Regions from separate parts of the Homo sapiens genome. Here region 2 is linked to region 1. The links are chromatin contacts, found by Hi-C or POLR2A ChIA-PET in ENCODE. All regions are on one chromosome and are shown on one strand. The core of a region is the stretch at or near the end of the contact, and the rest is flanking DNA. Distances in the headings are between cores, read along the strand shown. Region 1 overlaps LPP (LIM domain containing preferred translocation partner in lipoma). Region 2 overlaps LPP (LIM domain containing preferred translocation partner in lipoma).

Evidence for each region. A loop is a pair of places that touch in the nucleus more often than their neighbours do. ChIA-PET counts read pairs that join two places held with the same protein, here RNA polymerase II (POLR2A). Pooled maps may share reads with other maps.
Region 2: a loop to region 1 is called in a map of CD8-positive, alpha-beta T cell, with 2.4 times the contacts of the local background. The contact joins two enhancer-like sites. A Hi-C loop is called at or near these places in 6 of 168 maps with a recorded cell type or tissue (B cell, CD8-positive, alpha-beta T cell, endothelial cell of hepatic sinusoid and 3 more), 1 of 37 single-sample maps with no recorded cell type and 8 of 50 pooled maps. POLR2A ChIA-PET finds 5 or more read pairs at or near these places in 3 of 52 experiments (OCI-LY7, activated B cell and activated naive CD4-positive, alpha-beta T cell).

The regions. Positions count from the first base shown.
Region 1 is chr3:188,398,760-188,406,492 of GRCh38, reverse strand. It overlaps LPP (LIM domain containing preferred translocation partner in lipoma), which reads right to left. Exons shown (of 12, transcript NM_001375462.1): 4 at 180-381. The coding sequence starts at 372. Among named protein-coding and RNA genes, the nearest start is that of LPP-AS1, 170 kb to the left of the region's middle. Within about 2 kb of position 5,877, at least 7 of the 41 ENCODE cell types and tissues checked have a DNase peak (open chromatin) inside an H3K27ac peak, as active enhancers do; they include CD8-positive, alpha-beta T cell and natural killer cell, where a contact is called at or near this core.
Region 2 is chr3:188,359,979-188,367,711 of GRCh38, reverse strand. All of the region lies in intron 3 of LPP (LIM domain containing preferred translocation partner in lipoma), which reads right to left. Among named protein-coding and RNA genes, the nearest start is that of FLJ42393, 190 kb to the right of the region's middle. Within about 2 kb of position 5,016, at least 6 of the 41 ENCODE cell types and tissues checked have a DNase peak (open chromatin) inside an H3K27ac peak, as active enhancers do; they include CD8-positive, alpha-beta T cell and natural killer cell, where a contact is called at or near this core.

The DNA of each region.
Region 1 (7,733 bases), core at 4,628-7,127:
TCCTAAAAGACGGGGTTGGTCTAGACTATTTCCGGGGGCTCCTTTACTTTTAGTAGCCTATGACACCCACGCTGTGAATTCACAAACTACGTTTTTCTGACACAACTTTGTACTACAAATCACCTATATAACTGAATTTTCCTACTCCAAGTAACCAACTCTGAAATCCCAGCACTTACCCTCACCTCCAGGTTGTTTGTATGGGTTGTACTTAGGTTTTGGAGCAACTACCGGGGCAAACTTTTTGGGTGGCTGTTGTGTAGACACTGAAATGCTGGGGTTCCCAAAGGAATGGGTGGTCTCCATCCGTGCAGGCACATGGCCGAGGGGCTCACCAGTGCTTTTGGGTGGCAGCCAAGATGGGTGAGACATTGTTGGAATCTGCAATGAAAAAGAAACACTGTTTTTATGGAAGCATGAAAACGAAGACAATACTCCTCATTTCATTGCTATTTCACCTTAATCCATACTAAATGCATCCTGATAAAGTTCTCTGGAAAGAAGGGTGAAAGAAAATGGAAGAAAGAAAAATGAAGAGGCAGAGGAATCATGAATAGAAAGAGGAGGAGGAAAAGGAGGAAGGAGAGGAAAAGGAGAAAGAAAGAAAGAAAGAGAAAGAGGAGGAGCAGGAAGAGAACACTGCCTCAAACTTGAATATCTCCCTTCCAATAGTTACCTATTTTAGTGCCTAGCCACTCTTGGGAAATAGATATGAATAAGAAATGGTTCCTAACTTGAAGGAGATTTTATGGTAGGAGGATGGAAAAGAGCTTGAATTTTATTAATAATCTATTAAATTAATTATCTCACCAATTAAATGGTTATGCCTAAATGAAGTGCTAAGTTACCTAAGTGAGGTTAAGAACAAGTGTTGCTGAGATGCAGAAAAAGATAGGCTCACTTCTTGGTGGGGGCAGAATTAACAAGATTTTATTGATGAGGTGATATACAGACTGGGTTTGAGTGCTAAGTAGGGTTGAACCTGAAAAATGTTGGCAAAATTATACAGGCAGAAAAGTACACAGCATTTACGTTTAGTGTGCTTGGAGGGCGAATAACAGAAAGTAGCAAGCAAAAGAACTAAAAGGTGGGTTGAAACCAAAGCACAGACAGCTCAGCAGCCACAGTTGAGTTTAAATTTATTCTTCAGGCATTAAGGAACCACTGAAAGTTTATTTTGGAAACAGGGTTTTAACAGATACCTGGCAGGACACTTTTAAATGATCCATCTGCAGGAGCAGCTCTGGTCCCCACCAAGGGGTATGTGGAAAAGGGGAAGAGGGGCATATTGGTTGCCCCAACGTCTGGGACAATTATTAGAATTTAGGACCGGAGGATAGAATATTCAACACATGTAATGCAAAGGTCAGCCCCGCACAACAAAGAAATGCCCATCAACTTGTATGTTGAGCTGATACCATGTTGGACCTTCATGAAAAGCTTGCTTAAACTAGGAGGGGAACAATCAGCCCAGCCCAGATGCTGCTCTGATCAGATTGCATATAATATTTGAAGAGAGGAAATGTCTCCTCTGTCAGGGTAAGCCAATCACCTCTCCAGTCAGCCTGCCTGCTGGGGATGAGACTCAGAGGCTGCTGCCGAGGAGGGCTCTCCAAGCCTGATTGCAAGAGCTCTCCAGCACAGGGACGCCCGGAAGGCACCCTGTAAGCGCCCCCAGCCCAAAAGCCACCTACTAATTTATTAATTGAACTGAATTAATTAAGAGGGCTACACAATTACCTCCAGATGTCTGTAAAGACAAAGAGCATCAGAACACAGAAATCAAAGGCCTCAGTACATGGCATAGTAATAGAGAGACAGGGTGGAGGGGAGAGCTGGGAAACAGTGTTGCCTGGATATTCACATCAGTCCACACCACCAACAAGTGGCATGACTTTGAACGGCATCGCCTCTAGAGCCTCAGATAGTTTCACTGTCTCAGAGGACTCAGCCAAGCACAATGGCTCACGCCTCTAATCCGAGCACTTTGGAGGCCAAGGCAGAAGGATCACTTGAGGCCAGGAGTTTGAGACCAGCCTGGGCAATAGAATGAGACTCGGTCTCTACAAAAAATTAAAAAATTAGCAGGATATAATGGCGCACACCTGTTGTTCCAGCTACTCAAGAGGCTGAGGTTGGAGGATCACTTGAGCCTGGGAGATTGAGGCTGCGGTAAGCTGTGATTGCACCACTGTACTCCAGCTTGGGCAACAGAGGGAGACCTTCTCTCAAAAAACAAACAAACATATAAACCTCTGTCTTCCTTAACTCTCAGAATTTTTATGGCAACCAATGAGATGATATTAAAGTACTTTTTATAGTATAGAGTGCTATGCAAAGTGAGAAAAAAAGAAGCCTCTATTCTTGTAGAAAGTCAATGGCAATTTTATGACCATCTTGCTTGGAAGAACAGCTTGATGTATAGTTTTCTTAAAAGACGAGGATAACATGAATCAATGACAAAGACTCTAAACTGGTAATCAGGACACATGCTATTGAAGCCAGTGATGGTACTGGCTTTTCACTCTGGTTACAGGGCCTTTCTTTTCTTTTTCTTTCCCCCGTACCTTTTACATATTCATATATACACACACATACATACATGTATATATATACACACACACAAAGACACATACATACTTGCTAAACTTGAGTTCCTTAAAAGGGTAGGGACCATATTTTACACATTTATAAACTACCATTAAGGCCTAGCACAAAACCAATATAGAAAAACTACCAATGAATGTCTGTTTTACTCGTGGTTTTTAAATTTAGCTGTTCATTTGGAATAACTTCAGATGATTTTTTTTTTCTAAATACCAAAACCAAACCCATCTCACATGGCTGAGAAATGCCAATTTTGGTTTTGCTTTTGCTTTTAATTGAGGCTTGGTCTTCTACTAAATTGGGATAAAAGTGACTGGTTTGCTTTCAGTATGACTAAAGTGAATATAAGTGTGAAATAAAAGGGATCAAGTAAAGGTTTAAAACTTTTAATGCATTATGCACATTGGTAGTATAAATGTTAATTATAATTTTTAAAATGGCTTAATACTATCCTTGGAAGGTCTCTATAAATCTAAAGTCATTTTATAATAAAAGGTTGAAAAATTGGTTAATATAGGATGCAGTATTTTCTTAAGCAAAGATTCACATTTTTCATAGTAATCCCAAGTTACTGACTGACTGTATCATCTTGGCTTTTCGGATATAGCACAGATATAAAGAAACAGGCAATTTCTGGGAGAGTATAAATAAAATGTAAGTATCAATATGCAAATCATTGGCTCCACAGTCATTTCAGTTATCCCCAGCATCATAAATTACCCGCATGCTGCCCTCCATGAAGAAGCACCTCCAGCTGCTCCTCCTGAGAGGCCCATCTTCTGACCAATCATTTGTTTGCAGATGTCCTCCTCAGTATCTTCTCTTACCATTCTTCTGCATGTCAGCAGTGACCCAGTGACCCCATTCCCAGGATTTATAATAAGTTTTCATGATTCTGAACCCTTGCTCATGCTGTGTTCACCATCAACAATGCCGTTTCCCTCTCTTCACGTTCTACCAAGCCCTATATTTTTATATTGTCTCAGCTCAAATGTCTCTAACTCTGTGAACATTTCCCTAACTTCTCCAAGGAAGAGTAGCCTAATTCCTTTTTCTAGGCTCTTTAGTACTTTCGGCATACTTATAACAATCCACAAGAAAGCCATTTATTTACCTGCCTACATGTCCCAACAAGTTGGAAACTCCAACTAGTCTCACTATACCGGCACAATGCCTAGGCAGGAAGCCCCTTAAACAAGTATGTTACATAGAAATGGGAGAATGAATGAACGTTACTCTTTCTTAGTTACTCATATCTTTCTAGAATTGCTATAGCATTCACTGATACAATCATCTCTTTTATCTTCCCTTAATTTGGTGATGTAATGAAGCATGCTGATAGATTTCCAGATATTGAACTATCTTGGCATTTGTGGAATAAAATCCTATCTAGTTACAGCTGCAGTGCCCTCTTTAGCAACCACTGATACATTCAACTCTTTTTCCCTCCCTTAATTTGATGATGTAATGAAATATGTTGATAAAGTCTACATATTGAACCATCTTTGCATGCCTAGAATAAATCCTTTGTTACACTTGTGTTTTGATATATTAATGAATTAACTAGGCTATTTTATCTATAATTTGTGTACATATAATCATAATAAAGATCATTTTATAGCATTTTTTTCTGCTTGTTTTACTTATCATGATTAGGTTTTGATAGGGGAGTTTTCTCCAACCTCCTCTACTGTCTAGGATATTTAATAACTACACTGGAATTATCTGGTTTTTTAAAGGTTATCCAAATTCAGCATAAAGTCATCTAAATACATCTTCTTTTAACAGACATTAATCATATTGCCAGTAACTTCTATGATAATAGTAGTAGTTTTCTATTTATTCTGAGGTCATTTTGCAGTACTTTTCTGATAGAAATTCACATTTTTTTCCTAGGTTTGATCTCTGCTCCCTCTGAAACAAGCTACTTCTTGTCTAAAAATGACTTCCAACATACTATGCATCAATTTAGATCATAAGCATTACTTTCTACTAGTCCTTGAAGGCAAATCTTGCACTATATTCTACAGTTCAAGTTATACATCCTTATAGTACAATCCCACAGCATCTACATACTGTTGTCACATATTCGTCACATGGTGCTCTGCCCATCTGCTTTCCTGTTCCCCAAACTAAACTCGCAAATCCTTGAGAGTGGAAATATTTATCATTTTATAATTCCAGGGGCTACCACATGATAGGTACTCAATAAAAATGTCTGTTAATTTAATGAATGAATGAATTTATTTGCCTGGCACTGGAGCTATAGATGAATCAGATTCTTATTCTTTACTCAAAGAGCTCAAAGACTATTTGAGGAAGAAATATTTATAAATGTGAAAAGAGAAAGAGAGCAACACAGAAAGCACATGAAAAATCTTGGGGGATGTCAGAAAAGCTAGCATAAGCTTGGCAGAGGTAGCCCTTAACCAGGACTTTGAATGCTGAGTAAATAAAAGAAAACTGGAGTAACCAGGGCAAAGATTAGAAATAATACTGTGAGCTTGGGTATGAAGCAAGGCATTTCTGTAGGACAGGGATCAGACCAGCGGCACCAAAATGAGGGATTCAGGGAGAACAGTTAGGGGAAAGTTTTAAAAGATAACATGAGTTCTGCCTTTTAAAGGTTTTATATAAAGATAAGAAGCTAGAGCTTTTATCCTTGAATAGGAAGATAACAAGAGTGAAAACTCCAGGTATTAAAAATTGAATCATGTAGGATGGATCCAAGGAAAGTGATAAATCCAATAGTATAGACATAGAGTCCCTGTGGCCCCAGTTCTAGTCTCAGCTATACAAGTGTGACCTTTAACAAGAGATGACACTCATTTGCAAAATGAATACCTGTAAAGTCCCAATCAGCTCTAATATTTTAGAGTGCTTTCTTTCTCTAAAATCTTCATTACAGCCCTTCATTTTGATAAATGGGTTTGATGAAACTTCACAAGTTTAATGAACAGATGAACTAGCACATATCATTGGGGCTCTTGGCTTCTAAGAGAGACCCATGTAAACACAAAAATAAGCAGTGGTGAGAACTGGTGTTGCTGGACCAAGATTTACACTGCTCTTACTTCCCCTCATTCTAGCTAGGTTTCACTCGAAGTTCATAATCATCATGAAAGCAAGAAGTGAAAGGGAAGATTTCCAGAGAGGCTCTGAGAATACACAACCACCATCAGCAGACAGGAAAGCAAGAGCAGTGGCCCTCCTCTAAGCAAGATGCCTACTGCTGAAGGGAGCTGGGGAGCTGCTGCTTCCTCAGCATTGCTCTTTCAGAAATTGTCACATGCAAGCAATTAAGAAGAACCTAAGAGGTTTCACTTATCAACTCCTCTGCTGCTCTTCTGTCTGTTCCCCCAGCGGTCCTAAGAAGACTAGAGACTGACAATAAACAAGTGTTTATTGAAGGTTTATTATATGTCTAGCAAATTTTCAATGGCCACACAGTCATCCTGACTGCCATATGAGGTAGCACTATCATTACCCACATCTAGCAAATCAAGAAAGTAAGACTGTAAGAGGTTGAATAACTTGCTCAAGGATATACAGCTAACAAATAGCAAAGCTGAAGCTGGGACACAGATCTTTAACTCCAAATCTCCGGTCTTCACTCTGTACTACCTCCCTATTTGGAGAAGAAAGGAAAACACCACAATTCAAAGGAAATCAGCACTTAACAGTAGTTTTTGCTCTTATTATTTCCATTCCAGCTCTTGAATTCTACTTGCCATAATGTTTTCTCTATTCTGTACCCTCAAATCTAATCATAATAAGCCACAGGACCACAAAGTGATGAAGCCAATAGTCAACAGAAAAAAAAAATCAAGGCACAACAGAAAGCAAATAACTACAAAAGGCTATGTGATGACCAGGACCCGCCCCACGTAGGTGGGAAAACTTAGTGCCATAGGCAAACTGACAATTAATACTAACAAAGCTACTAAGCCTCTCTCAGGATACCATGTGAATGTCAAGTCACTGTCACCCACAAAAACAGAAAGAAGTAGTGTTTGGTCATATTTTCCTTTTTTTCGTCCAAATCAATATGCTACTCTTCTAAAAAGATTTATATAGATCACCAAAACTGAAAAACAAACAACCGTTACATCATATTATCCAACATCCAGTGCAATAAACTTAGAGTAGTGTTTATCAAAACAGTCTGCACACTAACCTCATATGGGGATCTTTATGTATATACTCTGATTCAAGGGTTGAGAATAATTGACTTAGAGCATTTCTATTAATCTTTAAATGACATTGTATTAGTCCCTATATCTTCCTGGCAACTAACTCAAGGCCTAGCTCTTGGTCAGTGTGCACTGAATAAATGAATGATATTAGAAAAGGGACGTAGATTAACACCACAGAACTGAGGGACTATTTGACTTAAACATCAGAAGTAGCTGATGGCAGACTAACGTTTAGCATTCATGTCCCTTAGCAACATTTTCTTCATTTAAACAAGCTGTTACAATTTAAATAACACTCTCCTATAACTTTGAAGGTTTTTTTTTTTTAAACATTCTCTTTATACAAAAGTCAGTACCTTCCTGGAATTTCAAAACTGCTTTCCTAATCATCCACTAAAGTGGTATAATGTGGTTTCCCCTCTGGGCTATACGGCTCTCCATTATTGTTCACATCTCAGTATTTAGTGGAAAGATGCCTGATCTTCAGAATTCAGACCCAGCTTCTAGTCTTGGCTCCGCCATGAGCCCACTGTGTAACTTCCGTTATCTCTGAAATCTTGTGTCCTTCTCGAAAAATGTAGTGATGGAATTAGATGGTACAAATGACAACTCTGCTCACAAGCTTTTATGAGTCTATGAAAGATCTTGACTTTACAAGTAGCCAACGCCAAGTAAAGCAGATTCGATATCACCCGTGATTCTCCTCATTGTTTTGATATCATCTGTAATTCTCCTCTTTGCTCATCAGTGAGGAAGCACAGTCCTCTTTTTCTCTTTTTCTGTCACCCGTTTCCCTGACTCTTCTATCCTCCCCCTTGAAGGAAGGATTCTTGGGTTGATCTCAGAGATTAACAAGGTATCAATCAAGATGTATCATGCACAAGTAAATAAGTATTTAGGCAAACCTTTTCCAAACGGGGTAAGTCCCTA
Region 2 (7,733 bases), core at 3,767-6,266, 38 kb after region 1:
CACAGTGATTTGACCATTTATGAATCTAGTATTTCATGGAGCACATTTTAGAAAAGGCTGCCATGAATATAACAACTGACTAGGATAAGGGCATAGCTTTAGACTTGACAGCATCCTTACTCCTGAATGTTAAGTTCTACAATCCAATTAGGAACTTGTACATTTAACTCTATTTTTATCGACATCATATTTATATATTAACTAGTATGCTAAATTCTATTTTTATCCACACCAGATATATCTATTAACTAGTATGTTTAACTCTATTTTTATCTATACCAGATCTATTTTATAATAGATGTGACAATAGGCAACTAAAATATTTGACACTCAGAGTGATTTCTACTTCTTGAGATTTTCTTGGAATGTAGAAGAAGCCATAACCCACTCTATAAGGACTGGGTTCTCCCTCTGCTACAAACATACCCTGTGATAATAGGCCATGCTAAGGGGAACTTTCTCTCTTCTCTTTTTTTTTTCTAACTATTCATAGGCTTAACTAAGAATCAACTTTCTGGCCAGGTGCAGTGGCTCACGCCTGTAATCCCAGCACTTTGGGAGGCCAAGGTGGGTGGATCATGAGGTCAGGAGATCGAGACCATCCTGGCTAACATGGTGAAACCCCGTCTCTACTAAAAATACAAAAAATTAGCCGGGCATGGTGGCGGGTGCCTGTAGTCCCACCTATTCGGGAGGCTGAGGCAGGAGAATGACTTGAACCCAGGAGGCGGAGCTTGCAGTGAGGCGAGATCGCACCACTGCACTCCAGCCTGGGCGACAGAGCGAGACTCTGTCTCAAAAAAAAAAAAAATCAATTCTTTATAATGCAGCAAAACAGTGAGAAGACATCAGGCATAGAGCTAACAAGGGAATGAGAACTGATGCTGTCCCTGTCTAACTGAAAGCCTGCAGCACAGGCCAATATTTGTCTCAGGGTCTCAGCTTTCTCACACGCATGTGAGCTAAACAGATTCCCCGCTTTCACATCTCATGAGTCTGTGATTTTAGCAGTGGCTCTTCATTATCTCTGAAGACAATTCCAATGTGGGGTTACATTGGCAAATGACAAAATAGAGTTTCCAGCACTCATTCCCTCTCAGAAACTTCTAAACAACTAGCCACACACCAAAATACCTCACACACGTTAAGGAATTCAGGCGAGAGTGCAGCACCTGGGTGGAACATAGAAATAAGAAATGACGCATTGAGGAAGGCAGGAAGGACAGCTTAACATGACCTGTACAACCCCCAGCACACCGCTGACATAACCTCCAGGTGAGGGAAAGAGAGTGCCCTTCACCACGGAGCCCAGCCCCAGAATCCCCTCTAAGGCAAAATCAGTGTCTCAAGGAGACACCTGCACTCCCATGTTCACTGCTGCGTTATTCACAATAGCCAGGATGTGGAATCGATCTAAATGTCCATCATTTGAAGAGTGAATAAAGAAAATGCGGTGTATTACCACGTGGAATGTTATTCAGCCTTAACAAAGAAGGAAATCCTGTCATTTACGAGAAGATGGATGAATCTGGAGGAAATGTTGCTTAAGGAACTAAGCCAGGCACAGAAAAACAAACACTGCGTGACCTCACTGATATGTGCAAATTAAAAAAGTCAAACACATAGAAGCAGAGCAAAATGATGGCTACCGGGACCAGGGGAATGAGGAGATCTTGGTTCTTGGTCAAAGGGAGATCCAGTGATACCAAATGAATAATTCTGGAGATTTAATACACAGTGCGGTGGCTGTAGTTAATACTGTATTGTACACTTGAAATTTGCTAATAGAGTAAATCTTAAACGTTCTCACCACATACACAGAAAGGTAACTGTGAGGTGATGCCTATGTTAATTAGCTTGACTAGGGTAATCATTTCACAATGCAATGTACCTCAAAATATGTTGTATACCTTAACTATACATAACTTTTGTTTCGTCAATTATATCCTGATAAAGCTGGAAATTGATTTTTTAATAAAAACAAAATAAAAGATAACATTCAACAGAGTAAAAAAAAAAAAAAAGAAGAAGAAAAGAAAGAAAGAAAGACATTACCAAGATGTTTTGAGCAACGGGGCAGCAACTTAGGAACAAGTGTTCCCTGTGCCTGAATTCCAGTCTCACAAAGACTGCTGCTCGAATAACTACCTCTTGCAGGTACGTGTTCTAAGGTCTAGGCTAAAACTCCAGTCTCATGATTCTACAGTCATGACATGTAATGTTTGGCCAGCAACACACACATTATGGTGCCTCATCAAGTCACATACTAAAAGTGACGGTAAACTTAAAATCAGCTTGACATGGCAGAGAGCAGAGGCGAGACAGACACAGCGTGGAAACACATTCACCACATACTGCAGGGTTGCTGGTGGCATCCTCTGTTGTCATAATGACCTTCTACAGGAAAAGTATTTAAACATACACTTCTACTGCCCAGAATATAATGCATTCTAGGAAATACTCTCTTGCTGAAACCTACCCAGATTTATTTTTAATGGCAGAGGACAAGAGTGGTTTTAATATTAGCTTCTAGGAAAAGGAAGAGATAAAGAGAGAAAAGTAAGATTAAGAGGTCACCAGAAAAAAAAAAAAAAGCGCTTCTATTACCCTTAAAACTCATCTGAGAGAGGAAAAAAACATAAGGAGGACTCAATAGCCCTTTATTAGCCCTCTGTTTAGTGCTCTAAAGAGAACTCTATGATTCTTCTACAGACATCCAACACTTGCTGCCTCTGTCATTCCTATTCCTGCCTCTCACTCAGACAAAAGAAGAAAGCCCCCTTTGAAATACATTTATTAGAATGGACTCCAGGGCTTCTTCCTCTGTTCATTTTAAATACAAGACATCAATACTATAAAAGCCTCACTCACACATCTACTGGTGCTGGAACTTAGGTCCCACCTACAATAACAGGCCTCCAAACGGTCTGAATGGTGGCCAGAGGGCAGCAGGAAACAAATATGAAAAATAAAATAAAATGTGCAGCTCCAAAACTTCACTCAGCCTGGGAAGTCTTTTCCCCTTTCTGCCAGGTCGAATTCAAATTCTAATGAGCGTGCAGGTTCCAGATCAAAACCCTCCTCCTCCAGAAAGTCTTCCTTTATTTTCTCTCCATTTAACTCCAATCCCAGCCAAAACTAACATCTCTCTCCTCTAATGACTACAAATTCCTCAACTCTATCTCTGAGTGTTTTTGCATGTCTATCTCCAATAGAAGTTTTCTGCATTAATTGTCACCAGCCCCATTCTCCCAGAAAGGAAACCCCATAAGTGTAGAAGCTGTGTCTGGTTTAATTCAACAAATATGAAAATAAAATTTGTCTAAAAAACGAACGAAGGCAAGTATATAAATAAGTATCAAATAAGAAAGGCTCTATTAAAGACAGTAAGACAGGGATAGCAAAAAGATTCCAGGGCAGAAGTTAAGCAAGTCTGTGTCAGGTATGAAACTAGATATGAAGACTTCCAAACACAATGCAATATATTGACTGAAAAGCATGGAGATAGCTAACATTAACTGAGCATAAACAATGAGTCGGGCAGGGCCTTAAACATTTTTGGTAATAACTCTGAATCCCCAAAGTAATCCTTGAGGTAGATACTGTCATTACCTTCATTAAGTTGGAGGATGATGAGGCAAATGAACTGCAGAGAGTCCATGTAACTTGCCCAAGCAAATGGCATTGCCTTCAAACCTCGACCAAGACAGTCCAGCTAATGTGCTTGACCACGCTTCTGCAGAAAACTGCCAACATCTTGCCCAAAGGAACAAGTACATAGTATTTTTTTTTTTTTTTTTTTTTTTGGGAGGGAGTTTTCACTCTTTCGTCCAGGCTGGAGTGCAGTGGCACCATCTCAACTCACTGCAACCTCTACCTCCCAGGATCAAGGGATTCTTCTGCCTCAGCCTCCCTAGTAGTTGGGATTACAGGAGCCCGCCATCATGCCTGGCTAATTTTTGTATTTTTAGTAGAGACGGGGTTTCACCATGTTGGCCAGGCTGGTCTTGAACTCCTGACCTCGTGATCTGCCCGCCTTGGCCTCCCAAAGTGCTGGGATTACAGGCTTGAGCCACTGCGCTCAGCCCAGGACAGAGTACTTTCTAGAGCTCAGTCGAAGGAGGGCGTTTGCAAAGAGACCAAAGACGTAAAGAGCCCATACACCTAGGAAAATGTAAGGGTAAACATCATGCTCTAGGGACCTGAGCTGCCTTGATGGAAATATGAAACTCCTACAGTTTTAGAGGGAAAGAGTGAAGCCACTAATCCAGCTGCAGCCTTTTCTAATTTACCTGATTTCCTCAAATTGGAACTCACTCTTTGCTGAGAGCAGTGAGGCTGAACATCTAGTTGTACTGTTATTTTGTGACAGACAAGAGTGTCGTTTTTACCTTGACTTAGCATTTGAAATGCTGATGGTACCTTCGTGATAAATCCACATGCATTTTCCTTCCAGAAAAGGTTAAAGGCCTTTTAGCAAAAAACCGGGCGTGGAAATCAAAGCTTGAATGGTGAAAGAGATCATCCTGTGGGCAGTCTTAATGACACTTAATTCTCAGATGACAAATTCTGTAGTAAACAACCTCTTGATTCTGTGCAAAACGTTTTTAATTTCATGCCCTGCTAATCACACAGCTGTTAAATTTCCCTTCCCATCAGTTGTAAAAAAAAAAAATAAATAAAATAAATAGATAATAATTGTAATAATAATTTAAAAAACAGTTGGGTCTCAAACAAAATTTGAGCCCTAATGAATTTTCCCATCTGGAATTAATAATGTGGTGGATGGTGAAACTGTCTGGATTCAGTTGATGTGAACTTAGATTACATTATTTTAAAGTATCAAAATGGAAGGCTCTGATCATCAAAAGCTACTGACATGCTGGCCACAGAACGTGGTTTCCACTGCATCCTCAGACAAACCTGGAAGCTGACGTATTCTAACAGATTTTAGCGATTTATTTTCTTCCGCAGTGACCTTATCTCTACTCGGCCACAATGGGCACTATACACACATAGAAGTACTGACTAGACATGGCATTGTGAACTCGATGACTCAGAGCCTGAAGAAGAGAAAACGTGTGTGTTCATATTGTAAACACGTCGATCTAATCACTACAGGGAAATAAAAAGAGGCTATCTTTAACACTGCAAATAAAAACAAAAGCTAAGGAGTAAAGGATGGAAGGGGATGTAAAAGTATCAGGAAACAAGAGAAGGAGGATGTCCAAAGGAGTATGGCAGTGAGAGTAAGGCAACGGTGTAGGAGAGAGAGGCTAATGGCCAGGAAAGAAAATTCCAGAAAGGAAGCGGCAAAAAGGATATCCAGTAAAGAAGAAGACAAACACAAAAAGCAGTCAAATAAGCATAGTCAGATGGATCAGGATATTAGCATAGAATCTTTGGAGAAGATATTCTCATATTTCTACTATCTCTTTTCCCATAACCTCAGCTATAAATAGTTTAAGAAATGCCTAGCGTATTGAAAACACTGTGCCTTTTTCTGGCATGTTTCTACCCTAAATTTCATTTGCGGACATCCTTTTAGTCTTCAAAAGGGTTGTTCAAATACCCCCTCCTTCAGGAAACCCCTCCTTCATACTCACGCCCACGGAAACCCTCCTTCGGGCCCACAGCCTACTATCTGTACCTCTCCTTTGTCGCACTGTACATTTCGCTTGGTGCAAGAGCTAGTTATTTATGTGTTTGTGTCCCCTATTGAACAGTGAACTCTGGGAGGAAAGGAAGTACATTTAGCCATATTTTTATTCCTTGGTGGCAGACCTAGGCTTTGCAGAGTAAGCACTTGAGGAATAGATAGGTTTTCTTAAGAAAACCTAGAGGGGCTAGGCACAGTGGCTCACGCCCGTAATCCCAACACTTTGGGAAGCCAAAATGGGCAAATCATTTGAGGTCAGGAGTTCGAGACCAGCCTGGCCAACATGGCAAAACCCCATCTCTACTAAAAATACAAAAATTATCCTGGTGTGGTGGCAGGGCGCCTGTAATCCCAGCTACTTGGGAGGCTGAGGCATGAGAATCGCTTGGACCCGGGAGGTGGAGGTTGCAGTGAGCCGAGATTGTGCCACTGCACTGTAGCCTGAGCAACAGAGCGAGAGAAAGGAAAGGAAAAATGAAAGGAGAGGAGAGGAGAGGAGAGGAGAGGGGAGGAGAGGAGAGGAGAGGAGAGGAGAGGAGAGGGAAAAGGAAAAGGAAAGGAGAAGAAAGGAAAGGAGAGGGAAGGAAGGAAGGGAGGGAGGGGAAGGAGGGAGGGAGGGGAGGGAAGGAAGGGAATGAAAGAAGGAAAAAACCTAGAGAATGCACCCTTTTAGGCATTTTTGTGATAGAAATCATAATTTTAAGGATTTATAAATTTAACCATAACAACACCCTACGACCCCTATAAATGGCAACCGCTACTACTATTTCATGACTCTTTTCAAGTGTACATGAGAAGTTCAGAATATGAAAGTAATATTCAAAATCTTTATCACAGTTTATTTGAAGAAAAATTATAGTATAAATACAACATTGCTCTTCAACCTAAGCTCACAACTATTGGTATGAGTATCATTTCCAGAAACCTAAAAGAGCTTTCCTGAAATCCCAACATCCCGTCAGCTCCACCTAGTCTTCCATAGTTCATTAAAAACAAGCAGCATTTCTTTCATGCCTCATCATTAATGATAAAGCAAATGAGTCAACTGTACAGAAACAAAGAAAACATCAACAATAATTTACTATTAGCATCATTGCATTTGTGTAGCACTTTATACACCCGCTATCTCATTTGACCTTTTTCATGAGCTTCTGCAGTACAAGGAAATGGAATAATTATTTTAGAGACAAGGAAACTCCAGTCCATAAGATGTCCAAGAACACACGGCTAGTAAGAGGTTATGGCAAGATGTGATTCAGGATTCGAGAACTTTTCATCTAGATTTTTGTTCATTTATGCAAAACTGTCTCTCTTATCTAATAAAAGTGTTTACCAGGCTTAAGAAGTGGATGATGGAGCTTCTGAGATCCACATAAATAAGAAGTTGTCTAATTCAGGCCAGATGTGGTGGCTCATGACTGTAATCCCAGCACTTTGGAAGGCTTCAATGGGAGGATCGCTTGAGCCTAGGAATTCAAGACCAGCCTGGGCAGCATAGTGAGACCCCATCTCCACAAAAAGAAAAAAAAAGTTATGTAATTCAGACAGGATATCATATGGACTTCATGAGAAGAAAGAGAGAGGAGGGTGGGAGAAAGAAGGGAGGAAGAGAAGAAGAAAAGACAAAGAGGAGAGAGAGAAGGAGGCAAGGAAGAAAGGAAAGACTTTGGACTAAGATAGTTAAATATCCTGGAAAACAGAGGTCTTGAACTATGCTTTAAAGAAGTGCTAATAAACATAAGCCCACAGAATGACAGTTTCAGGATCATCTGGGAGTGCAATACAAATTCTCCCACACTCTCTCAGGTTTACTAAACCATAACTTCTGAGGGTGGGATTCCTAATTCCGATGCAGGCCGGGTTTGAAAAGCGTTCCTTCAAAGTTAAGGTAGGACCTAAGCAAATAGCAAGAAGGTAACAGACATGTAACAGAAGGGGGGAAAGTGACACTAACGATAAGGAAGCCTAGAATCCAGAAAACTCAAAATATGTCAAGTAAAGAAGGTCTAAAATAATGGGTTGAAAAAGAGGTATCTTGTGAGGGACTGGGTCTGAAAAGCTATCATCAAGTCAT